Regions from separate parts of the Mus musculus genome. Here region 2 is linked to region 1. Evidence: chromatin loops called from intact Hi-C (ENCODE). Cell type or tissue: heart. All regions are shown on one strand. Links, peaks and the distances in the headings refer to the core of each region. The heading gives the core; the rest is flanking DNA. Region 1 holds the start of Ostm1 (osteopetrosis associated transmembrane protein 1). Region 2 overlaps Snx3 (sorting nexin 3).

Evidence for each region. Peaks named below come from ENCODE experiments on the same cell type or tissue, not always from the same donor. Only the 100,000 strongest peaks of a DNase experiment are listed, where the experiment ranks them.
Region 2: a loop joins it to region 1, with 8 times the contacts of the local background. A loop is called at or near these places in 1 of 42 quality-filtered maps.

What each region holds. Positions count from the first base shown.
Region 1 is chr10:42,677,736-42,680,653 of GRCm38, forward strand. It overlaps Ostm1 (osteopetrosis associated transmembrane protein 1), which reads left to right and starts at 1,181. Exons shown (of 6, transcript NM_172416.3): 1 at 1,181-1,662. The coding sequence starts at 1,249. In heart, for the core only: a CTCF peak has its summit at 1,086; a DNase peak (open chromatin) is centred at 1,176; H3K4me3 peaks cover 1,854 bases; H3K27ac peaks cover 1,455 bases.
Region 2 is chr10:42,502,693-42,505,610 of GRCm38, forward strand. All of the region lies in intron 1 of Snx3 (sorting nexin 3), which reads left to right. Among named protein-coding and RNA genes, the nearest start is that of Snx3, 2.1 kb to the left of the region's middle. In heart, for the core only: a CTCF peak has its summit at 1,543 (motif pointing left); a DNase peak (open chromatin) is centred at 1,819; H3K4me3 peaks cover 1,025 bases; H3K27ac peaks cover 499 bases.

The DNA of each region.
Region 1 (2,918 bases), core at 88-2,587:
CTACTGCAATGACTTATTAATAGGCTTTCTTTTGATTTGTTATTATGGTTCTCTCTCTCTCTCTCTCTCTCTCTCTCTCTCTCTCATGTCTCTGGGTTGACAGAATGCTTGCTTGCTTAGCACACACCAGGCCCTGGGTTTGGTCTCCAGCACCACAAACACCTGGCAATGGGGGTACATGGTGGCACTTTCAGCAGGGAGGCAGGAAGATCAGAATTTCAAGGCCATTCTCTGGTATAGCGCAAACATGTTTCTTAGTGTGTTAGAGAACTAGCCTGAGTTACATGAGGCTTGTCTCCAAGAAGAAAAATACCTATATGTATTAATATTATATAATGTATACATATTTATTATCATAACATATATTATACATTACATAATATACAATATAACATATTACAACATATCATAAAATGCTACGTGTCACATATTACATGTTATATATTAATATTACATATTATGTTACAATATGTTATGTAATATATGGTATAATAATCGTATAATATAGAATATATAATAATAACATAGTGGGGTATGCTCAAGTGTATGTATTAGGTAGGATTTCTATTGCGCTAAAACACTACACCCAGATCCGAGCCGTACACAGGTGTCACTAGTCAGATAGTTATATTTAAATTAAGTGACATTGGACAATTAGTTCTATCATCGTAGTAGCTACAATTCAAGGGTTCAGCTGCTACATGTGGGTAGTGGCTTCCCTATTAACTAAGACGTGGACTATATTCATCACCCCAGGAAGTTCTGTTCGGGGTAGATAGTTGAGAATTAAAATCAATCAATCAAGCCTTTTGAAGCCACAAGTTCCAAAACCAGAACTGCCAACGGATGTTATCCACTCTCCAGAGGAGATGAAGAAATTTTACTAATCCAGAGCCAATGAAAATGAACACCTGCCCAAACCATCAGTCTACTGGGTTTTTCTGGGAGCTCACTCGGCAGTCATCTCCCTGGAGTTCCAGCAACCAGAACAAACTCCACAGGCTCATGGAAGGCGGGGAACTGCAGGGTGCAGAGCGTGCAAGACGGAGGCCTGGGATGCACTGGGGTTGCAGCAGCTCTACAGACCTCCAAGCGGGGCGCGCTCACACCCGCGCGCCTCCGGAGGCAGGTGGGCGGGGCCGTGACGCACTCACCTCGTGACTCCACTCAGGGCCTGCGCCGGCCGAAGCCGGAAGCGGCTGCTGTCGGAAGCACCGGGCGAGCTATCTGTTACAGTCCGGCCCGGGGATGGCTCGGGACGCGGAGCTGGCGCGCAGTAGCGGGTGGCCGTGGCGGTGGCTGCCGGCGCTGCTGCTGCTGCAGCTGCTGCGGTGGAGGTGCGCCCTGTGCGCGCTCCCCTTCACCAGCAGTCGGCACCCAGGCTTTGCGGACCTGCTGTCGGAGCAGCAGCTGTTGGAGGTGCAGGACTTGACCCTGTCTTTGCTGCAGGGCGGAGGTCTAGGGCCGCTGTCACTGCTACCTCCGGACCTGCCGGATCTGGAGCCTGAGTGCCGGGAGCTGCTGATGGACTTCGCCAATAGCAGCGCCGAGCTGACCGCCTGTATGGTGCGCAGCGCTCGGCCCGTGCGCCTCTGCCAGACCTGCTACCCGCTCTTCCAACAGGTCGCAATCAAGATGGACAACATCAGCCGAAACATCGGGGTGGGTAGAGGAGCAGCCTCGGCACCTGGGGGGGGGGGGGGTTGGGAAAGTAAGGAAACGGCATTGGACGGTCTGTGGAGTTAGGGTATCAGAAACAAGCGGGTGACTTTAGGGGCTTATGGCTTGGAATGCTGTCCCCCTGGATGCTGTAAGCCGGCATCTTCTTGGGACAGGTTTGCTGGAACATTGCAGCGAACATACCCAGAGCCACCAGTTTCTATCAGTGTGACCTTTATTATTTTTCAAAGTATTGAGTTCGGTTCCATCCTGTTTATCAGCTTGTTCTCTGGCAAGTTAGTGACATTCTCTGCTTGTTTTCTCATCCGGAAAGTGGGGACAAAGAGAGGCCACACAAAGCGACATACAGTAATAGTTCGTGGTCGGTGAGTTGCCATTTTAGGATAGTCTGCCTTCTCTGTAACTCGAGAGCTTTCCTGGTCACTTGGAAGGTAATGTGAAGGACTTAATGAAGGCAAACCAAAAGAGGAAGACACAGTCTTTGCCTCTAAGAACTGTATAAATTAGGAAAGGATTACGGTGTCGGCCACCGTGAGAGTCACAGGGTTGCCTGGTAAAGGAAAAATAAGGAGGACACAGGGATTGGGGGTGGAAATGGTTCTTGCGTCCTGAGGGGCCAAGTAGTCTCATGAAAAATGTGGCTTCAGTTGCTTTAGAGGTCGTAATTGACTAAACTAAATAGAAATGTCAATAGGTGTATCTTGTTTTTAATCTAGCCTAATGTTACTAAGCAGATTTTTTTTTTTTTTGTAAATGGGGACATTCATTTGCATTAAGTAAAGTCCAGAGTCACTCTTTGTGGAAAGATTTGGCTTTCAAGGCAGTTTAAATAGGAGTGCATGCAGTATTTTTCAGATTCGCTCCTTTCTCTATGACTTTAATATGCAGCGTTGTATTTGATTTTGAGCAGTTACATTAAATAAGCTGTTTTTAGGGAGTCTTTTCATTCTATTTTAATTTAATTAATGTATTTATTTGTGATGAAGTTTCTTGTCGCCCTGACTGGCCTTGAACTCACCGAGTAGCAGAGGATCACTTGACCCCTCCTGCTTTCCCCTCCCAGGTGCCTAGATTACGGACGTGTCACTATGGTCTGGTTTTATGCAGCTGTGAATAGAACCCATGACTTGTCCACGCTAGACAAGCTGTGTACTAACAGAGCCCCAACCCTGTCTTTAAAGTAGTCTACCAAGTAACAGGCTGGCATCTCCTCACAGTAACAGTTTGTCCACTCTACA
Region 2 (2,918 bases), core at 180-2,679, 170 kb before region 1:
GTAGAAGGTGCTGGAAGACGAGGGCGTGGGTTGAGCTCTGCTAGCCGAGATCTCAGGCAGCTGATCTGGGCTTGACATTTGAGTTGAAGAGGTAGATCTTTCGAGAACACTGTTCTCCGAAAAGAGAGCTAGGTGTGACTGAGGAAGAAAGGGGGAGGGGGGCGTGTGTGCGCAAAGTTGAAGCCCTCTCTCCCTCCCTGTCTCTTTTTTTTTTTTTTCCTGGACGCTTACCAAGACGTAGTGAAGCCAAGCTTAGCTGCTCTTTCCAGGCCTGTCTCAAGCTACAGTAAGAGTATCCTGGGCCGTACACGTCTGTGAGCAGAACTTGATGGCGAGTTCACGGGAGCGCGTCAGATTTTTGTGGTAGGGCTCAACCAAGCGGTTAGCAGCGATGAGAAATGGTTGACCTTAGCATGCTTGGCTGTCCTGCTGAAGGCCTAGGTGTGTGGAATGTCATCTTCCTCAGTGTCCAAAAAAGCAACTGCCCGGGACTAGGGAACCCTACTCATCTAAGTGTCTGGCTTTAGCTTTTTCACTTCAACTGAAAAAAGGAATAGGGTGAAGTAGAAACGTACTCTTAGAATCCCATAACTAATGGGGTTTTGGCAGTAAGTAATTTAGATGATTCGAGGGACACTAAATGAAAGTACTGCTTTTTTTACTCTGTAGAGCAGGATGGAAGGGTTTTTCCACATTTGAAAAAAAAACTTATTAAATTAATTCATTGCTAAAAATTAAATATTAAATAGTAACCATGAGAATTTTGGCCTTAGAGGACTCATGATCATTGTTAACATTAGCCTTTTTTTTTTTTTTTCGAGACAGGGTTTCTCTGTATAGCCCTGGCTGTCCTGGAACTCACTCTGTAGACCAGGCTGGCCTCGAACTCAGAAATCCGCCTGCCTCTGCCTCCCGAGTGCTGGGATTAAAGGCATGCGCCACCACGCCCAGCTTAACATTAGCTTTTATGTGAAGGAATTTCTTATTAAAGTAAGCACTTTTTGTGTGGTAAACAGAATTTGCCATCCTAGTCATTTTTAAGTTGTACGGCCCAGGAGTGCTGTATATATTTAGCTTGTGAAACTTACACACTTTTAAAGAATGGTTGAACTAATCAAACTTTTTTCCCCTATGAGATAGAATCTCATATGTAGGCTCCTGACTGGCCTTGAATTTACTATGTAGACCAGGCTGGCCCCAACTGCTGGAATTAAAAGTTGTGTGTCTCTCTGTCTTTGGATCATCAAACTTTTGAGATATTAAGCTTAAATGGCCTGGTTTTTCAGGCTACTCATTGAACTGTATAGATGTGTAAAACATGAGCCAAATTAGTATCTTGTTTTCTGAAGATTGCAAAATTCAGGCTTCCGTGGACCTAGGGAAATAAATTCTTACCCAAGCCTGTTTTAAAGGGGGATAATTTTCGGTGCTAGGGTGACAGCTCAGTGCTCAAGAACACTTAATTGATTTGGATTTGAGTTCAGTTCCCTGCACCCACATAACGTGGCTCACACACCTCTCACTGCAGGTTCAGGAGTTCCAATGCCCTCTTCTGGTCCCTTTGAGCACCTTCAGACACGTGGCACATAGACATTCATACTTTAAAAAAAAAAAAAACCTAATAAAATTTTTAAAAGGTGATTTTTTTTTTTCTTTTTAGCTTTGGGGATGATTTTTGTCATTAATATATGGCCTGTCACAAAAAAGAACTTCCTCTTTTGCCTTTATTCACCAGCATGTTTTTCCCTGTGTTAGCATGAAACTTGGTATTCCTGTTTCTGAACTTCCATGGCTACTGCTTCCTGTCCCAGTTGAGTTGGATCCGCCCTCACTTCCTCCACATAAGGAGAGTCAGTGCTTATCTTGCTGAGTAGTCGTTAAGGGATCCTAGTAGATGACTCTTTCCTAAAATACTCGAGCCTTTATTTCCAAAGAGTGAATATGACATTGGGATATAACTATGAACGAACGGCCTGGCTCCGGACGTAGAAAACAGTCCTTTTTAAGAGTGATTAGTGAGTTAGATAATTAAATAAACTGTATACTTACTCTGCTTTATTTTTTCTTGTTTCTTTTTTTTTCTTTTCTTTTTGGTTTTTCGAGACAGGGTTTCTCTGTGTAGCCCTGACTGTCCTTGAACTCACTCTGTAGACCAGGCTGGCCTCGAACTCAGAAATCCACCTGCCTCTGCCTCCCGAGTGCTGGGATTAAAGGTGTGTGCCACCACGCCCGGCTTATTTTTTATTATGAGGCAGTTGGTTGTATGTTAGTGAGTGTTGTATGTTAATTAGAAGTATGGTACCCAACAATAAAACATTGTTTTCTTTTTCTCTTCTTTCTTTTTTTCTTTCTTTCTTTTTCTTTCTTTCTTTTTTCTTTTTTTCTTTTCTTTTTTTTTTTTTTTTTTTTTTGTGTGTGTGTGGCTGGAGAGACAGCCATGGGTGCTGGGAACTAAACTCTTATATTTTTGGTTCTAAGCCTAGACTTTAATGGCTGAGCCATCTCTCCAGCCTCCAACAATAAAACATAATTGAGGTTCTAATGCTTAGAAAATGTTGGAGTTATTCTTAGTATATAATGTATTGACTGAGAGAAAACTCAGGACACCATGTAGTAAGACACTAGGCTTTACTTAAGCAGCATACGATATTTGTGAGTAATGATGATCTTGTATGAAGGTAGGATGGGTTGTAGCTCATGCCTTTAATCCCAGTACTTGAGTGGCAGAGGCAGGCAGGCTGGTCTGTGTAGTTCCAGGATAGGAGGGAAGGTAGAACAAATTTTGTTTATTGCTATTCTAAACTGTTGATACTCTCCCTCATTTCCACTGCTTGCCTTTCGCCATTGTATTTACCATGGAGGAAGCCATTTTATTTTTCAGAGTTTGGGCCTTTAAACTATCTTACAGTTAAACTCTA